Linked DNA regions of Homo sapiens: region 2 is linked to region 1. A link is a loop called in an ENCODE intact Hi-C map of the cell type or tissue named here. Cell type or tissue: mammary epithelial cell. All regions are shown on one strand. Links, peaks and the distances in the headings refer to the core of each region. The heading gives the core; the rest is flanking DNA.

The links. Peaks named below come from ENCODE experiments on the same cell type or tissue, not always from the same donor. Only the 100,000 strongest peaks of a DNase experiment are listed, where the experiment ranks them.
Region 2: it touches region 1 in a loop (9-fold over the local background); 15 of 110 quality-filtered maps call a loop at or near these places.

The regions. Positions count from the first base shown.
Region 1 is chrX:20,247,433-20,259,476 of GRCh38, forward strand. All of the region lies in intron 1 of RPS6KA3 (ribosomal protein S6 kinase A3), which reads right to left. Among named protein-coding and RNA genes, the nearest start is that of RPS6KA3, 13 kb to the right of the region's middle. RefSeq lists an enhancer at 5,519-5,813. In mammary epithelial cell, for the core only: a CTCF peak has its summit at 5,685 (motif pointing right); no DNase peak of the experiment used is centred there.
Region 2 is chrX:20,526,272-20,534,271 of GRCh38, forward strand. No RefSeq gene overlaps it. Among named protein-coding and RNA genes, the nearest start is that of RPS6KA3, 260 kb to the left of the region's middle. In mammary epithelial cell, for the core only: CTCF peaks have their summits at 1,374 (motif pointing right) and 4,231 (motif pointing right); no DNase peak of the experiment used is centred there.

The DNA of each region.
Region 1 (12,044 bases), core at 2,518-10,517:
TTAAGTTTTAACTGCTCACATAAGCTATAACTTAGAGAAACCTAAGGAAATTTTTAAAAACGAAAAATCTGAGGCCGGGCGCGGTGGCTCATGCCTGTAATCCCAGCACTTTGGGAGGCTGAGGCGGGTGGATCACGAGGTCAGGAGATCGAGACCATCCTGGCTAACACGGTGAAACCCCGTCTCTACTAAAAACACAAAAAAATTAGCCAGGCGTGGCAGTGGGTGCCTGTAGTCCCAGCTACTTGGGAGGCTGAGGTAGGAGAATGGCATGAACCCGGGAGGTGGAGCTTGCAGTGAGCCGAGATTGCGCCACTGCACTCCAGCCTGGGCGACAGAGCGAGACTCCGTCTCAAAAGAAAAAAAAAAAAAAAAGAAAAATCTGAGAATACTTATTCAAAACAAAGGAAAAGTTACCCTCAAATCTTAAAAAAATAAAAAACAAAAAAAACCTTCAAATCCTATTGAAAGTAATTTAAATTACATTAAAGAACCATAGCTTTTTTTCTCATTTTTTCAAATTGTTCTTTAATGCAATTCAGTGATTTTCTTCATTTAGGTCTTGTCCTTTGCTTGTTATATTTCTAGGCATTCAACATTTTTGTCGCTATTATGAATGAGATCTTTTTTCCATTACAGTTTCTGTTTATGGCTCCTAAACAGGAAAGCTGTTTGTTGATTTCTGAATACATTTTGTGTAATATCACCTTAGTAGGCTATCATTTGTTTTAATAAACCTTTTTAGTGGATTTTCTTAGGTTATCTAAGAGGATAATTATATCATATATGAATAATCTTTTATCTTTTTGAATACTCTTTGATTTTCTTATTTAATTGCATTAGCAAGCTCTTCTAGAAGGTAAAATAGAAGTGAAAATAGCAGGCATAGTTTTAATGAGAATGCCTACAATATGTCCCCATGAAGCATGATGCTGGTTATTGGTTTGAGATGATTTTTTTAAGTATTAAGGACATACCCTTTTATTCCTATTAGTAAAATTACTGGGAATAAGTTTTTAATTGAGAATAGACACTTTAATGCTTTTTAATTTTTTTTTATTTTTTGAGACAGAGTCTCGCTCTGTCGCCCAGGCTGGAGTGCAGTGGCGTGATCTCTGCTCACTGCAAGCTCCGCCTCCCGGGTTCATGCCATTCTCCTGCCTCAGCCTCCTTCCAAGTAGCTGGGACTACAGGCGCCCTCCACCATGCCCAGCTAATTTTTTGTATAAACTTTTTTTCTTACATTTTATTTAGACATGATCAAATGATCATAAAGTCACAGGAAGTTGCAAAAATAATACAGAGAGGTCCCATACACTTTTAACCTACTTCACCCCAGTGGTAACATCTTATATCACTTCCTGTCAAAGCCAGGATATTGCAACTGGTACAATGCACAGATCCTACTCAGATTTCACTGGCTTTACAGGTATGTAGCTGTGTTTTCTAGGCCATTTGATCACGTGTGGGTCTCTATATCCACCACTACAGTAAAGATACCGAACAGTTTATTGCCACCAGGATCCCTCATGTGGCCCCTTTACGACCACACTTCCCTCCCCTTTTCCTAATTCCTGACAATCAGTAATCTCTTCTCCATTGCGATAATTCTGTCATTTTAAGAATGTCATATAAATCATATAGCATGTGACCTTTTTTTCACTCAGCATAAATCCCTTGAGATTCATCCAAGCTGTTGTGTGTATCGACAATTCATTCCTTTTTAGTTAGCGAGTAGTATTATTCCATGATGTGGATGTGCTAGACTATTTGACCATTTACCCATTCAAGGACATTTGGTTTCTAATTTTTGGATAGTACAAATAAAGCTGCTAGGAACATCTGTGCACAGACTTTTATGTGGACATAAGTTTTCATTTCTCTGCGGTGAATGTCCAGGAGTACAACTGCTGGATCATATAGCAAGTATATGTTTATTAATAAATGGCCAAACTATTTTCCTGAGGGGCTGTATCATTTTATGCCCTCACCAGCAATATATGAGTGATCTAGTTTGTTTGCATCCTCGCCATTTATTATTGTCACTATTTTTTATGTTGGCTGTTCTAATAGGTATGTAGTGATACCTCATCATGTTTTTTCACTTCCCTGATAGTTAACCATGCTGAACATCTTTTCATATGCTTATCTGCTATTCATCTTTGGTGAAGTGTCTGTTCACTTCTTTTGTCTATTTTTTGCCTGGATTGCTTGTCTTTGTTATTGCTGAGTTTTGAGAGTTCTTTGAATATTGTAAATACAAGTCCGGTCTCAGTTACAGGTTCATACCCTTCGCAGAGTCTTTTTCATAGATAAAAGGTCTTGAATTTTTCAGAAGTTCAATTTATTGTTTTCTTCTTTTATAGAATTTGCTTTTGGTCTCAGGTTTAAATGCTTCATTTAGCCCACAGTCCTGAAGATCTTCTCCTATGTCTAAATTCTAAAAGTTTTCTAGTTTTACATTCAAATCCATGATCCATTTTAAATTAACTTTTACACAGTACGAGATTTGGGTTGAGACTTATTGTTTTACCTATAGGTGTGCAATAGCTCCAGACACCATTGTTGAAAAGGCTATTTATCCTTCCTCTATCAAACTGCTTTTGTAACTTTGACAAAAATCAGTTGGCTGTACTTACGTGGGTCTATTTCTTGTTCTCCATCTTATTCCACTGATCTATGTGTGTATCCCCTTGCCAATACTACAGTATTTTGAGTACTGGATATAGTAAGTCTTAAAATCATTTGGAAGGGTTCCTCCCATTTTGTTTTTAGAGACAGGGTCTTGCTCTGTCACCCAGGCTGGAGTGCAGTGGTGTGATCATAGCTAACTGCAGCCTTGAACTCCTGGGCTCAAGGGCTCCTCCTGCCTCAGTCTCCCAAGTACCTAGGACTATAAGTGCATGCCACTATTCCTTGCTAATTTTTTAAAAAATTGTTTTCCTAGACATAGGGCCTTGCTATATTGCCCAGGCTGGACTTGAACTCCTGGCCTCAAGTGATCCTCCCACCTCAGCCTCCCAAGGTGCTGGGACTACACCATTAAGTTTTATGTTAGCTGTAGGTTCATTATCAAGTTGAGCAAGTCCTCCTCTATTAGGTGGCTGAGTTTTTATTATGAATGAATGTTTAACTTAGCTAAATTTTTCTCTTTCCCATAAGCCATTTTATGATCAAGAAAAAATACGTTTTCTCCATTAGTATCATGTGACTTGTCTTCTTTAACCTTTTAATATGGTAGGCTACCTTGAATGATTTTTGAATACTGTGTCTGATGTGGAATAAAACCCACTTGGTCATGGCATGCAATTCTTATATGTTGTTAGATTTGTTTTGCTAGTTTTTGTTGAGGATTCTGTGTCTATGTGCTTCAGGGATATTGACCTGCAGTTTTCTATACTATCTTTAGGTTTTGCTATCAGGATAATACTGGCCTCATAAAATGAGTTGTAAACTGTTCTCTATTTTCTGGAAGAGACTATGTAGAATTTATGTGATTTCTTTATTCCTGACAGTCCAAGTTTCCTTCTTTTATCATTCTCTTTCAGGGTCTGCTACTCACAAATTCTCTTAGTTTTCCTGCATCCAAGACCACTCTGATTTTACCTTCATTCCTGAAGGATATTGTCACTTGGTATAGAAATCTGGGTTGACAGTATCTTCTTTCAGCACTTGAAAAATGGTGTGCCATATCCTTCTGGCATCCATAGATGTTTTGAGATGAGGTCTCACTGTGTCGCCCAGGCTGGAGTGCAGTGGTGTGAAGATGGCTCACTGGGGCCTTGACTGTCTGGGCTCAAGTGATCCTCCAGCTTCAGCCTCCCCAGTAGCTGGAATTACAGGCACGTGCCACCATGCCTGGCTATTTATTTTTATTATTGTTATTATTTGTAGAAATGGGGTCTTGCCATGTTGCCCAAGCCGATCTCGAACTCCTGGGCTCAAGCAATCCTCTTGCCTTGGCCTCCCAAAGTGCTGGGATTATAGGCGTAAGCCCCTCAAAGTGCTGGGATTACAGGCGTAAGTCTCCCAAAGTGCTGGGATTATAGGCGTAAGCCACTGTGCCTGGCAGACGTCCATAGATTCTGATGGAAAATCTGCTGTCGCATGAGTTGTTCCCTATAGGTAACAGTTCATTTCTCTCTAACTGCTTTAAAGATTCTTTAATTTTCAAAAGTTTGATATTTTACTTTTTCAATTGTCATAAAACATAACATAAAATTCACTATCTCAACTATTTTAAGTGTATGGTTTAGTAGTATTAAGTATATTCACATTATGCAACTAATCTTCAGAACTATCTTGCAAAATTGAAACTCTGTATCTATTAGACAATAACTACTCATTTTCAAAAGTTTGATTTTGATTTTGTCTAGGAGTGGATTACTTTGCATTTATCTTATTTGGGATTCAGTCAGCTTCCTGAATCTGTAAGATTATGTCTTTTGCAAAATTTGGGGAAATTTCAGCCATTATTTCTTCAGGTCCAGTTTCTTTTTTCCCTTTCTGGGACTCTGATGACATAAATGTTAAATCTTTTGTTAATGTTCACCAGGCTCTTGAGGCTCTGTTCATTTTCCAGTTTATTTTTTCTCTATTGTTCATTTCTATTGCTTTATCTCCAATGTTATTCTTTCCTATCATCTCCATTCTTCTATCTAGCCCATGTAGTAAGTTTATTTGTTACTGTATTTTTCAGTTCTAAAATTTCTATTTGGTTCTTCCTTATGGCTTCCATTTCTTTTCTGAGACTAATTTTTCATTTGTTTCAAGAGTGTTTGTGATTGCTCACTGAGGCATTTTTGTGATGGCTGCTTTAAAATTCTGGTCTGATAATTACAACATCTGAATTATCACAGTGATGATGTGTGTTGACTGTCTTTTCTCACTCATGTTGCGATTTTCCTGGTTTTTGGTATAAGTGATTTTTTACTGTCTAATGGATATTTGGAGATTATAGGACTCTTTCCTATTTAATCTTTTTTTTTTTTTCCCCGAAGCAGGCAGTCCTCCTGTTGAGGTGGAGTGTGTATGTTCAACTTCCCTCTGGGCCGCACCAACATCACCCAGGCAAAAGTGGAGCAATGACTCACACTGTTTTGTTGCAGATGGGTGGGACGGAAGTTCAGCTCCACTCTTAGTCCCAATGAAAGTAGGGCACCAACCTGTATCACCTCACTGCCTCTGAGTAGGGGTGTAAGCTCACCTCCCTGCTGGGCCCCACTGATGACAGGGAGGAGGAAAGCAGAGGGCTGACTCAAACTTCTTTGTTGCTGCACTATAAAGCCAAAAGCTCAGCTCCCCAAAGGACCCAGCTAACAACAGGGGAGGGTAGAGAAGGAAGCAGAATGCCAACTAGCCCTGCCACCCATCACTTGCCAGATGGGAGTGAAGGCTCAGTTCTCCACTGGGCCCCACTGACATTAGTGGAGGTAAGATGTGTTGAGAATCCTACCTCCAACCATCTTGTTCTGCCTCGTTGATGTAAGGTGAGGGTAGAGTATGGATTAGCCCTGGCTCACGTCACCTTGTTAAGTGTCATTGCTTCTGGGTTGGGGTGGAGGCTCAATCTGCTACTAGACCCCACTGCTGCTAGACACCACCCTGGCAAGAGCATAACTTCCTTCAGCTTGAAGTGGAATGAGGGAAAACGCTTCCTGCCTGGTCTGCCAAAACCACCCAGCAGGGGGAACCAAAGTGCTGTCTGCTTTTGCTGGGCAAAGAAATGGGTGCTTAGGTCTCTGATCTCCCCAGCCCACACCACTGGGTTGGGGAGTGAGAGCACTGTTATTTGCTTCTTTGGGGTGGGGTGGGGTGGGGTTTTTCTGATGGTATTTGGCCAGGGTAGGGTGAGTATTGTCAAAAAGGTTTAGACTTACTTGGCTACCTTTCCCCCAGTTGTTTGTCTAAAGGAAACAGGCTTTTTCTCAGAGCTCTTTTTGTCTGTGACTGTTGGCAGTTCTAGTTTGGAGGCTTTCATAGCACCCTGTCTAGGATATATGGGAGGTGACAGGAAGAACACAAATAGTGAATTCCCTGGGTTTTCTTGAGTCTCGAGGTCTGCAGGCTGTTTGCCTTCTTTTTCCACCTTTAGAGTGTTCCTGTGCTTGTTTGTTATGTCTACAGTGTTTTCGCTGTAAGGGAGATCAAGGAGGAATAGGGGTCCTCTATCTTGGCAGAACCAGATGTATCCTCCAAGTGATTAATTTTTATGTTGAAAATAACATTTATTTTCTAATTTTCCACATTATGGTTGAAAATGTACTACAGAAAACTGCTGTAACATTATAGGTCATAATTTCCTCCTAAAGATCCAATTACATCTGCTTATATTATTCTTTACTAATTTACCTTGTTTCATGCTATTAAACTTCCTGCCCACCCTAGTACTTCTAGACTTTAATGTTCCAAAAGAAAATAAATCCATTTAATTCATTTTCACCTAGTAGTATACTATACATACTCAGAAGAGCTGGCGGGGGAGGGGAGGTGGTGGGCAGGAGATAGCTTTAAAACTCATTTATGAGCTCTTCTTTTTATTAATCCAAGGCAAAACTTATTTTTAATTTGCCTATGACATTTCTCTAAGGATTACTTAATATGAACATCCATTTTGATAGCTATTACTCTTGAATTATACCAACAGCCAGCAGGAACTTGAAGGAAAAGAGGCAAATAAGGTTTTGTTTTATTTGCATTTTTACTTCTTCAAATAACATACCTGTATACGTTACTTCACTTGAGATGGATTCCTGAATTCATTTATCTGTTGACTTATATTTAATTTCAGAGATTCTAGGCATATTATCTTCCTATTAAGATTAATAATTAATCTTCAATTAACTCTTGCACTTTTGCTTTAAATAAGAAACTATAGACTAGTTTAGGCCGAGGAGACTCTAAGGAAAAATATCACTGCCCCAATCTTTGTTTTCTTTCTGTAACTTTCTTTTTTAAGTTCTATAACCAATATTTAATTCTTTGTTGTGTTCCTCTAGGAATTCCACTCTGGCTGAGAGAAAGGGTGCCCTAGGTGAGAGGTATCCTAAGGCACTTTCATAGAACCTAGAGCTCTATTAACCCATTTGGAAAACCACTATTTTAGGAAAAGCCTTGTATTTATCAAATCTAAAAAGAAAGAAAATATCTTAAAAGCACGTATTGAAACTAAGTTTTCTGAGAAGAAATACATATACAAGGAACTTCCCTATCAGCATTAGAACAAAAGCCAACTTAAGTCCCTAAAACGGTAACAAAATAAGCACGTGAATTATGTATACGAATGGACAAGAAGCACATGAAAAGATCCTTAACATCATCAGTCATTAGAGAAATGCAAATCAAAACCACAATGAGATACCATTTCACACCCAGTAGGATGGTTATAGTAAAAAAGACAATAATAAGTGATGGCAAGGATACGGAAAAGCTGGAACTCTCATACACTGCTGATGGGAATGTAAAATGGTACAGGCCAGCTGGAAAAGTTTGGCAGTACCTCAAAAAGCTAAACATAGATTTACCATATGACTCAGCAATTCTACTCCTAGGTATATATCCAAGAAAACTGGAAACATGTGTTCACATAAAAACTTAATACGAATGTTCACAGCAGCATTATTCATAATAGCCAAAAGGTAGAAACAATTTCCAACGTCCATCAACTGATAAATGGATAAACAAACTGTGGTATATCCATAAAATAGATTATTCAGCCACATAAAAGAATGAAGTCTTCCTACATGCTACAACATGTATGAACCTTGAAACATGCAAGAACCTTGAAAACAGACACAAAGGCCACATACTGTAGGATTCCATTAATATGAAATGTCCAGAATAGGTGAATCTAGAGACAGAAAATAGATTAGTGATTGCCAGGGACTGGGGGAATGGAGGAAATGGGGAGTGACCGCTAACATGTATGAAATTTCTTTTTGGGGGTGATGAAAATGTTCTAGGAAATAGATAGTGGTGATGGCTGCACAACCTTGGGAATATAGTAAAAGCCACGAATCATATACAAGGGTGAATTTTATAGTATGTAAATATCTCAATTAAAAAAGGAATTAGGCTGGGTAAGGTGGCTCATGCCTGTAATCCCAGCATTTTGGGAGGCCAAGGCGGGCGGATCACCTGAGGCCAGAAGTTCGAGACCAACCTGGCCAACATGGCAAAACCCTGTCTCTACTAAAAATACAAAAAATTAGCCAGGCGTGGTGGTGGGCACCTGTAATCCCAGGTACCTGGGAGGCAGAGGCAGGAGAATCACTTGAACCCGGGAGGCAGAGGCTGCAGTGAGCTGAGACTGCACCACTGCATACTCCAGCCTGGGCAATAGAGCAAAATTTCGTCTCAAAAAAAAAAAAAAAAAAAAAAAAAAAAAAGGAATTAGGCCGGATGCAGTGGCTCATGCCTGTAATCTCATCACTTTGGGAGGCAAAGGCAGATGGATCACCCTGAGGTCAGGAGTTTGAGACCAGCCTGGCCAACATGGAGAAACCCCATTTCTACCAAAAATACAAAAATTAGCCAGGCGTGGTGGTGGGCACCTGTAGTTCCAGCTACTCGGGAGGCTGAGGCAGGAGAATAACTTGAACCCAGGAGGCAGAGGTTGCAGTGAGCCAAGATTGAGCCACTGAACTCCAGCCTGGGTGACAGAGAAGAAATACATATACAAGGACCTTCCATATCAGCATTAGAGCAAAAAGCTCTGGGTGACAGAGTGAGACACCGTCTCAAAAAAAAAAAAAAAAAAAAAAAAAAAGAAAAAAAAAAGGAATTAATTAGGGCTATTTGACCTGACAGTCTAAGAAAAAAAAAAATGATTGCATAACTTTCCTTTTAAATTTCCTTTTCTTATACGATAGCAAGATAATTGTTAACATTTTTGGGTTGAGCCAAATTCTGTTTTCTGGCACTTTGAGGGAACATCAAGTAGATTTTTCTGAAAAGAGGATGCAAAGATAGAGAGGTAACGATTTAATAAGCTGCAATCAAAGAACAGAGCACATTTACTCATGCATACACCTAGAGGCTTCTGTAAAGAGAGCTGTTAAGTAATGTCTAGGCAGGCCCCCCTTTTTCCAAGTACTGTAATTTTTGTTTCAAACGTTAGACATTTTGTTTTATTTGTAAGACAGCTGGTTAGAAATCTCAAATAATCTTCCCATACAATGCCATAAATGCTGTTTTTCAGGCCAACTCACAAAAGCCTATTTAACCCACTGTATTTGGAAACTAACATCAACTTCACTCAGTTTTACTAACTTTTTAAACTTTACTTATTGACTACTTAAGCACTGTCTCTATTGTGAACAGCATTCCTAGTTCATGCCAGGATCACATCATCTCTACAGGCCTCCTTGGTGAGAAGAGGGCTTCATGCTACATACATACATATATTTATATATGTGAGAAGTCACCTATCTCTCTAGGTTATTCTCTACATCTCCACAATAGCTACCCATGTAAACTACCTGGAACCTTTTTCCCCTGTAGCAGATTTCATTTAGACTGAGTCACTCACCTGGATGTTCTCAACTCAAACAGGGCTGTGTAGTGAAAAGTCATTAGAATTTGCAATCTGTGAGACTTGGGTTTGAATTCTGGCTCCTTCAGTTACTAGCTGGGCAACCATGAGCACGTTATTTAACCCTTCTAGGCTTCAGTTTCCTCATCTGTAAGTTGAGGATAATTCTGTATACTTCATTCAAGTTGATATACACAAAGTGACTTGTCAAGGGGGGCACTCAATAGACGTGAGCTTCCTTCCATCTTCACTTGGGAAAGAAAGAGCAGTGATCTTAACGTACCCCTCACCCTTGGTTTGTAGGTAGGAACATTCTGAAGTTGTTTTTGTAAACTAAGGACTGTATTTTCCAGACTTACGAGTTAAAATTAGCAGAGAGTAGAGAAAAAGTAATATTTGAACTTTTGTGCATTGTGGCTCTTTCAGAATTTGTATTTAAGATAGTTTACATAAAATTAAAGAGTTGTATTGATATGATGTGGATGACAAAATGAATTTTAGTGAAATAAATGTGCTGCACACGCCAACTCTGACTTTGTTAACATATCACCTGCAGCAGGTCTGCCTGAACAGGTCTCAATTTTCTTACATAAATAGGGTAGGGCTAAGTTGTTCTCTAAAATTATATGCTAAAAAAATTTAAATGCTTTCATATTTCAAAATGCACCAATCCACTTTTTCCGTTTTAACTAGCACAGTACAGTGAATGCAACACAATATTTAAACAAATTACCATACAGTAATTTATTTATCCAATAATATAGAAGATAATTGTATATTTTTCTCCCCAGAGACATTAGTCTTACTGTTTATGTCTCGGTCTGTAAGCTCGGTGCACAAGAGGAAACTTGTAATTACAACATTTTTTGATATTTAAATTTGCCCCAATGCTTTAGTGTTATCACTTGAATGAGATGTCACAGTAAAACTATTAAAGCTGTAGGAAGAGTAGAATGGTGATTTGTGGGGTATGTACCACCCTAGAGGGTTTATCAGAATCTTCAGGGTAGAAAAGGACAAAACTAACCTGATTAAACATAATTTGAAAAAGCATGTTAAATATTTGTTTTTAGAAAAGGTTTAGCCTATTAATTTCAAGATACAAATCATACAAGGTAGAAATGAAAAAACACTGGTGTAAAAAATGCATTCAATTTGTACTAATCCTGTAATCTGGAATTGTACTGTTCAACATGGTAGCCAATAGCCACTGGTGACTATTAGATAAAATTTAAAAGTTCACTTCCACACTAGCCACATTTCAAGTGCTCAACAGCCACATATAGATAGCAGCTACTGTACTAAACAGTGCTGATCCAGAAATTTTTTGTGATTTTAAGTAAATCTTTATTATTTTACATTATTTTCAGATAGATGCCTCTGTTCCTAAATGTGAAGAAATGAAGTAACATTCTAGGTAGCTGAGATTTTTGCCACAGGTTTTACAAGATTTCTGGAGTGAAGATTTATCCCAAACCACTGCACTTGAGATGCATTTCAATCTATTAATGTCAAAATGATCTTTTGCTTCAGGCTATCATTTGACATCTGCTTCTAACACATATCAAATGACTGAACCAAGTTTCCTAGGACAAGCTTTGTGGCCCAAAGAATTAGAGACAAGCTCACAGAAATCTAAATGACCAGGTCAGATTTGAAGATGAGATTATCACCATATGTAAGATTATAAAAATCAATTTATATGGTGGACAAAACAAGTTTTTAAGTTATATAAGAGACCATGGATATATTAGTTAAGATGGGAAAATTCGATTTAACTTATGGTTGTAATTCTACTATGACAAGAAATCTAAAAGTGCTTTTAGATTTACACCTACGTGTAGAGTAACAAATATTTAGGAAACTAGCACTACTTTATGAGAACAACAGAAAAGGACTCACAATGTGGAGATGTGACTCCAGGCAGGGCAGTAGGCTAGCTTTCAATTTAAAGCTGCCTGTTTTTTAGTTCATTCATGTTCTACTTTCTAGCTGACATCTTCAAGAGAGGAAGGTAAATATGCAGGGCAGGTAATGTCAGCAATTGAGCCATTCTGTTATGGTATGTAAAACATAAAATCACTATTTATTATTTGGTAATATGCCCAGCAAATACCCCTGACCCCAGAGGTATTTGTACATGATGAGCAGAGACCAGAAAAAGAGTGAGGATGCTATTTTACATTATTTGGAAACTGTAACTTTTTTATATTACTAATCCTAGCTATCTATTCTCTAGTAAGTGAAAACAAGAAGCAATTAATTTAAACAGGAAAATGGGAGAGAAAAGCAGATTAACAGTGGCATAAAGTGGCATATAAGAGAATTTTTAAACTACAAATATTAGACATAAGTTACAGAAACAGTCAAGGTACAGGCCATTTAGTAGGGGCAATTAGCTTGATATTAAGTAGAATATGACCATTAATTTTCAGAACAGTGAATCAAAAGTGTAAATTATTTTTAACTTTTATTTAAATTATTATTAAATTTATATTCACTATTAAGACGG
Region 2 (8,000 bases), core at 1-8,000, 280 kb after region 1:
GCCTCACATAAATCAGTGAGAGTAGAAGAGGGATGAAAAAATGCCAGATCTTGTGACCAAAAAGAGGGAATGGATTCTGTGAAGACCAGAAGAGCATCTGTTTTATACACTATATTATTTCCCCAATTAAAGTGTAAATTTCTTGAGAATAAGAACTCTGTATTACACTTCTTTCTACCTTATGCAATGACTACCTCAGTTCCTTTTTATTATGTAGGTATAGGTATTAAATTAATAAATAAAAATATTTAATTTGACTTGACACAAATTCCTTTATTTGTGAAATGAGGAAGTTGGAATACTTGAACTCCAAGATCCCTCCTCATTTAAGAAAGTTCTATGAAAGATTTCCTAAGAACATATTATATATGGGGCCTCACATTAAGCATTTTTTGTGTACTCTTGCAGTAAAACATTTGAACATTTGTTTATAGCTATAGCTCATGATAGATGTTTTTAACTTCAGAAACTTCAAAAGTTTTACAAAGTCATATTAGATGAGTGTATTCTCATATGTCTTCTTCAAGTTGATGATTCACAATATAAACAGTTGTCCTTATTGTGCATAGGCCTTTTCCTAAAATGCATACTTTTGATTGAGTATGTTTACCTCTTACTGCTTTTAAGCCTCTAAACAAGAAATGAGAGTTTTATCTTCATCTACTCTCCTCCCACTTTTGTCTACTTCAAAATTCGGTATCTTGATTAATTACCATCTCCCATTTTGCTTAGCCGGAAACTCTACCAACTTCCTTCCTTATCTTCTTCCTATCTAATTGCCCACCAAATCCTATTAATTCTACCGTCAGATGTATTTTAGGTCTCTCTTCACTTTAAATTTCTGCTCCCATCCTTACTGCCATGGTTGAATTCCTGTAGTTACTTACTACATATTCCTTCTATTGTATTTGCCATACAAATACGCCATGGTAAGAGAACAAGCTTGGGCTAGGTTGCCTGGTTCAAAGTCTGGCTCCAGCACTTAACTCCGTGTGACTCTGGAGGGAGTTATATAACCTCTCTGAGCCTCAGCTTCCTCTGTAAAACAAGGCTAAAAACCTCACAGGAGTACTGAAAACATCAGATGAACTAAAATGTATAATGCACTTGAATCAATGTCTGGCACCTAGTAGTATTACGTAAATATTAACTTATTAATAATGGTTTTGCTTATAGCATATTTTTGCTGTAAATATTTAAGTGGTTGATTCCTCCAGTAGACCTTATTATGGGAAGGGCTACGTTATTATTAGTATTTAAAAAATAGTAGCATGAGTATTTTAATCGCTAGCTCTTTGTATAGTGTAGGGGCATTTAAAGATTTAATCCAATGAATTTCACTTGTCAGAATAGGACAGTTCTACATAACAACCACTAGATGGAAGCAAAACCTTTTATAAAATCATTTATCACCAGAAACTGCTGCAGTGTACGGAACATCTACCTCTTTTGTCTCTTTTATTTCTACAACCTAATTATCACCAAGAACAAAGTAACACCACCACCATCATCAATAACAACAGCTACAACAAAGGCAGCTCATGAAAAGGCCCCAAACTTTGTGTATTGAACCCAATTCAGAATTAAGGTTTTGGAATGTATTTGCTATACAATTTAGAAATTATTAGTCAAAAAATGCTGACAATATTGTCACTGAACCGAAAGCCAGCTGGCACCCAGCCACACTTACATAAGAAGAGTCTCTGAAGGCTTGTCGCAGGAAAGATGTAGACCTCCTGCTCTATGCTGTCTGACTGCCACATAACGACCAATTGTCCCTGTGAATGACACATCTCTCATTATTAATAAAGAATTGCTGCTTTCCTATATTGTTTGGGATGGGGTGATTTATAGGTAATTGATGATTTAATTACTGGGTTTATTGTCTTCTTTGGGAGTTTCCGTATCTCATCTTCAAATATGTATTTGTTATCTTTCATTTGCAATGAAGGGATTCATTTCTTTCTCCCTTGTTTACTTTCAGGTCCTCAGCCTTTTCTTTCTCCACATGCTTCTTATGGCTGACAATCTCATATCAGTGACACCTCCCATTACAGTACTGTCAGCAAGGATTCCCAGTGGGGAAGGGGCTATGCATAGTTGGATTACCCCAACCCCAGATTCTGTTGAGCTGTTAGCTTTCTCTAATTAGTCCTCTCTATCATCAGAAATGAATTGACACTCACTTTTTCTCGCACAGTGGGACTTGCTTTCTCTAACACCCATAGGCATTCGTGGGCTCTTTCACTTTTCTCCCCCCTTCCTTTCTCCACCCCCTCTCTATCTCCCATTCTATCTCACCTCCCTCTTACACTCTCTCCCTCTTAACATTCTACTTATTTTCCTTCTACCGTGCAATGCTATATTAACCATATAACAACAAGAGAACATCCATATAATATAAATTTGATCTCAAAAGTGAGAAGAGTTTTCTTGCATATAAAATATGAGATATCTTGGGAGAAAAAAAGTTTCTACTTAAAATCAATGCTTCACCATTGCCCAAAGCTGAATGAGCATCAGTTGAATGCACAGCAGCGCCGAAGTGCAATGACCTACTTAGGATCACTCTAAATTACTTGGATGAAAAATGATTTCAATTCAAATCTTTTTTCTTATCACAATTTCTTTCCAGGTGGAAAGATGTTTTACTTGCCCACTCATTGCTCTAACCAAATCTCCATCTGAGATTTAGACTTCTTTAAATGCAGTTTGGAACATTAGCAAATAGGAGTCAGGTTATTAAAACTAAATTGAATTTCTCAGACGTCCTCTTTTCTTTCCACAGAGCAGTCAAGTGAGAAAGCTCATCCAAGGAGCAGGAAGGCTGATTTTTGGTTACCCTCCTGTGATCACGGCTGCTCTGTTCACCTTAGTCACTAAACACATGCTGCCTTGGTAGGAAAACAAATGAGCTAAAGCCATCCCCAGCACACTGCTGGCCATCATCAAGACTTGAAGGAATTTCAAAGAAGCAAAATATGTGTCTGTATTCCCCTGGGGCAACGTGAATCCCGCTAAGTATTTTGCTTTCTGGATACACAAATGTAGCAAGAGGTTCTATTCTATACCTGTGTGCTTGCTGGCTGGCACAAAATGTATGCACAACTACAGACGTCTGGATTTGTTTTCACGAGCAGCTGATGGAGGATTCTCCAAGCACGTGGGTAAAACTGTGGCCGTGTGATCTGCCTTCTTGGTCTCACAGCTGGCCTCACGGCTGCTTTATATAATGTGGTTTGTTTGCTGATGGGCTCGTGTTTGATTGGTTCCAGAGTGGGAACAGCAAAACCTGTGCATAGTCCCCGTGAGTGCTAGACTCAGCCAGCTGATTTGATTTTGTATTTCTTGTGCACCAAGAGGTCAAACTGAGCATCACCAAGGAAATAAACGTGGGTGCTTGTGCACAGCGAGGTTAGGAATGATCTGGATGAATAATGGAGGCAGTTGAGGTGGCCTGAATTAGAGATGTCTGTGGGTGGGGGGGAGAGTGAAAAAGGAGAAGCAGGGAAGGGAATGATGAGGGGAAATTCTTTCAGCCACTAGCAGCTAAGCATAGATCAGTGGAATGCATTCCTTATCAAATGTGAGCAGGAACCAGGGAATGGAATATTGCCGAGTGGAATGCCTAATAAAGTAACTGGCTTTCTCTTGCTGCCCTTTCCATCTAAATACTTAAGTAAAGATATTCAGCAGATTGCAGGGCTTTTACAAGGAGGCACAAAAGTAGAAAGAAAAGATTCATCAATGGGGGATTTGCCACTGAAGGCATAGCTTATTGTACTGTATTAAAGAAAAAAACTCCACCCCATTTGTTTTTAGTCAAAACACTTTAAAATTATCTCAATTTGCTTTGGAATTCATTTTGTCTGTCTTCCCAAATTGAGGGAACTGCACACCGCTTTTGACTATTTTAGTAAGAGTTTAACGTGAATAGCCCAAATCCTTACACCGCTGCCCCTTCGGAGTTGCTTTAACTTCTATAAATACACCCAGCAACAAGGTATTTTGAGAGCTCCCTAAGTAACAATGCTTTGAATTTCTCTTGTGCAAATCTCCACGAGAACTAAAGCAACTCTCAGTGGGTCCTCCATAACCGCCAACTTATGACTATAAAGTTGAACATTAATGAGTCCTCTGTAGCTCTTTCCCCCCCAATAAAATATTCTTTTTGGTATGATAATTTTGTTTACTTCTCCCGAGAGCCAGTCGTTACCAAAATTTACCATCAGAGGGCGCACATTCACAGAAAATGCAGCAGTTCCCTGCTCTGGCGGATTGCTTCCCCTCCTATTTGCAGGATGGAAGAAACAGGTTTTAGTCGGAGGTATTTTCAGTTCAAATTCAAGTTCTAGAACTTTGATTTATTATTAGCCTGTTCTCTTACTTGGGTGGAAGGGAAGAGAGAAAAACAGGTCTGTCTGCAACCATTGTGTTCTACCCCCATTCAGGGACAGCCTCAGAAACTGCAAGGTTTCAAAGATAATCAAAACAAGTCTGATCGCTAATGGATCTGAGGGCATAGGCTCCAGCCTCTCTAAAATGACAAATCGCTTCACGTTACCCAAGAAACCACAAAAGATTCACACCCACCCCCTCCTCCCCCGAGCCCTGTCCTTCTGCAAGTGATTTGCAATCCCAGACAAGTATTATATAACGATGAAACAGAAGCCTGGAGCTTTGGTTTGTTATTTCTTTCGGAGAAAAGACATTAAAAAACTGTTATTATATCACTATCCTAAATGCCTGTGAGAAAAACATTTCAGAGAATTGTTAGAAACGCGGGGCAGTGGAACTGAAATTTGCATTAGTGCTAAAGATTGTGAGCATCTGTAATTGCCCAAGGGGGCAGTTTGAATGAAAAGACACACACCGGTGGGGTGAATGGAAAAAGCTACAGACCTGAAGTGGGGGAAGCTGGGGGCCTAATCCTGGCTGACTGCTAACTAGCTGGCTGAGCATCCTTGAGTTAGTTACTTAACGTCTTTGGGCCTGAGTTCTGCAAGCTGGCAATTAGATGATGTCAGAATGCCTTCCATTCTACTAAGTTATCTTCTCAAGGACAAATGTAGATAATGTTATTAATTTGACTTCTGTGGAGAATACAGCAGCACCCAATAATAAATTAACCATTTTGCAGGTTATTTTAATACTGCATTTCAAACAGCTCTGAAGTACTTTATAAGTCATATTTATGAAAATAGCCCATTACTTAGCAATAATTTCTCTAGTGTTTTGATGGGAAGAGCTGCAGAGCAGTTCTCTCTGGGCAATGCTAGACAGACACTGTGGTATATGGTAAAACAGACGAACAAACAAACAAACAACAGACAGGTTTGGACCCTGGATCCATTTTAATTTGCTATGTGACCTCAGACAAGTTACTTAACCATCTGGGCTTTTGATTCTTAGACTGCAAGAATCTTTTAGGGTTATAGTGAGAAATAATGAGCTAATTAGATGGCTGGGCACATACCAAGCCATCATTATATGAGAACACTTCACTACTATTAATATTTATCGTTACCACTAAAACATCCAACCTATAAAACTGCTCAAAGAGTTATTTAACCCCAGATAACTATGCAATATTTAGCTCTCTTAGTCATATGTTTACTAACGTAGGAACTTCAGTGTTGCAAAATCTCGAATGAAGAAATTGAAGGAGGATTTTTCAGAGATATGATCCTTGGAAAATGACCTCATCTGGGTCTCCAAAAATTGGAATTTGGGGACTTTTAGATCATCTAGTCTCTGCAGCCTAAACGAACAATGGGAGAAATTTGTTATGGGCAGGGTACAGATTTCCATAGTGTAGTGTGGTGCTCGCAGGTGGAAAGTGCTGGTGTGCAAAGGTGGGAGGAGGAGTGGGGGCTCCACCGTTCTGGTGGTAGCAGCCCCACAGTCATTCCCATGTCTCCTTCAAAGTTTGTGTCGCCCAGCTGGACACAGAAAAGACAGAATTATTGGAAAAATATGGTGAAAGCCAATACCAATACCAGTTAAACTGAGTCTAGAGGATGGTGTGCGAAGCAACTTAATTGAACATGTGAGCCCAGGGGTGGGTGGTTCTCTCCTTTTTTAGTTCTCGGGCCATATGCATTTGTAGCAGATGCTCTTGGTGCCCTGCCTGCAGCCCCCAGAACTCACTTTACTTGCTGCAGGATGCTTTGTGGGAATGTCTGTGACTCTCTGTCTGAGGTTTTTTTTCTAACTGGGGAATATGGTCCGTCCATACTCAGCTGTCCCCAAAGCAGCTCTCAACCAATGACCGGCATGGGAGTGGGTGGAGAAATAGCTCAGTTTCCTCCCATCCTGGTTAGGTTAACTCTGGGTTATGTTCTATGCTATCTTCCGGAGTTCCTCAAAGGATGCTCACCCTTTACTGGCTGCCTTCCCTTCTTGGGACCACTTCCCTTTTCTAGTGCTGTGGACAGAGTGCTGCCACCATAAATCCTTGTTTCTGGGTCTGCTTCTGGGAGCACCTGACATAAGATACCAGGATTAGCTTCTATTTCAAAATTTACAAGTGATTTTCTGCATACAGAACATGAGTTATGGTGCCAAGCCAATCTAGGGCTGCAACTAGGCACTGCCATTTACCAGCTTGGCAACCTGGGGTCAAGTTCTTTAACCTCTCCAATTTTCAGTTGACTTATCTAAAATATGAAGAGTGTAATGATACCTAGTCATCAGATTGATGCGATAATTGAATGTGATTCTGCGTGTCAAGTCCCTGGCACAGCATCTGCCTCATAGTAAGTCTTAGCTTTCAAGTAAACATTGGCAACCACTGACTACTATTGTTCTTAATTGCCCTTCTAAATGTATGTAGGAGAGCTCTTATATTGGCCATATAAAATGTCTTCTGAGGCTACCGTGGAAATCAGGAGAGAAAAACAATGATCTGTAGCCTTTTAATTCCCATGGGAGAACATTATTGCCTCAGGAACCTAAGCTTCATTTAAAAAAATGCTATATGAGCAGGAAGGAATGGAGACACAAAAACCTAATGCCTGTGAAAGTGATCTGCCCCAGCTGGGCTCTGAACATGATAGGTGTGCAAGTGGGAGCTCAAACAGTGAACAAAGCCAGCATCTGAGGCATTATTTTTAGAGGCTGGAGAAATGCTGGGGAAGAAGTAAGAGGGGAAATATGCAGCATTTATGTAACACATTTCCAAGTAGCTCTGAAAGGAAGTTTTATATTTAATGGAGTTGTTAACAATTGGGATTGAAAGCCTAAAATAGAAGTAAGAACACTTAGCCAACTTGGGAGCATTTCGTTGGATCTGCTGTAGAATATTAGGTTTGGAGAAGTTATGCAGGGATAGGTAATATACATGGAAATGAACATAGCCCTGTTATTAAGTTCATGTCTGATTTTTGTCTTAAGACTCTTACTAATGTTTTTTCTCCATTCTGTTGATTGAACCATATCTCTCTGCATAACACCAGCTTTCCTTGCCCATTAGCTTTTCTCTTTTCTTCCTCTGAATCAAATAGTGTTTTCGACTTCAGTGCTTTTGCTCATATTGCTTCCCTAGTTGGGCATGCCTTTATGGTTACCCTCCTCCCACAGAAGTTCAATCCTTCTTCAAATTTCTTTGACAGCTGGGGGCCCCAGAGATTCTTTGACTTCTGGGGCTAGAAAGAAATTAGGTCCCTGTCGTGAAGGACTTTGGATGCTGTTGTCTTCAGCCTATAGAAATTGAAGTCACTGGAATCTTTTGGGAGGATAGTCACATTACTCACTGTGTGTCTCTGGAAGATATGAATAACTCTGGCAGCCATGTGAATGACAGCTTTGGAGAGGAAGAAACTGGTACCAGGTTGCAAGGCTGTTGCGACGGCTCAGGTGCCAAGAGGTCAGGATATAAGCTAGACAAAGAGTAGAGCCAAAGGGGCAGAAGGGATGACTTTGAGCGACCTCTTAAGGGCTAATTTGGAAAGCCTGATGACGAATTGCATGTGGGAAATGGAAGGAAGACAGGAAAACAG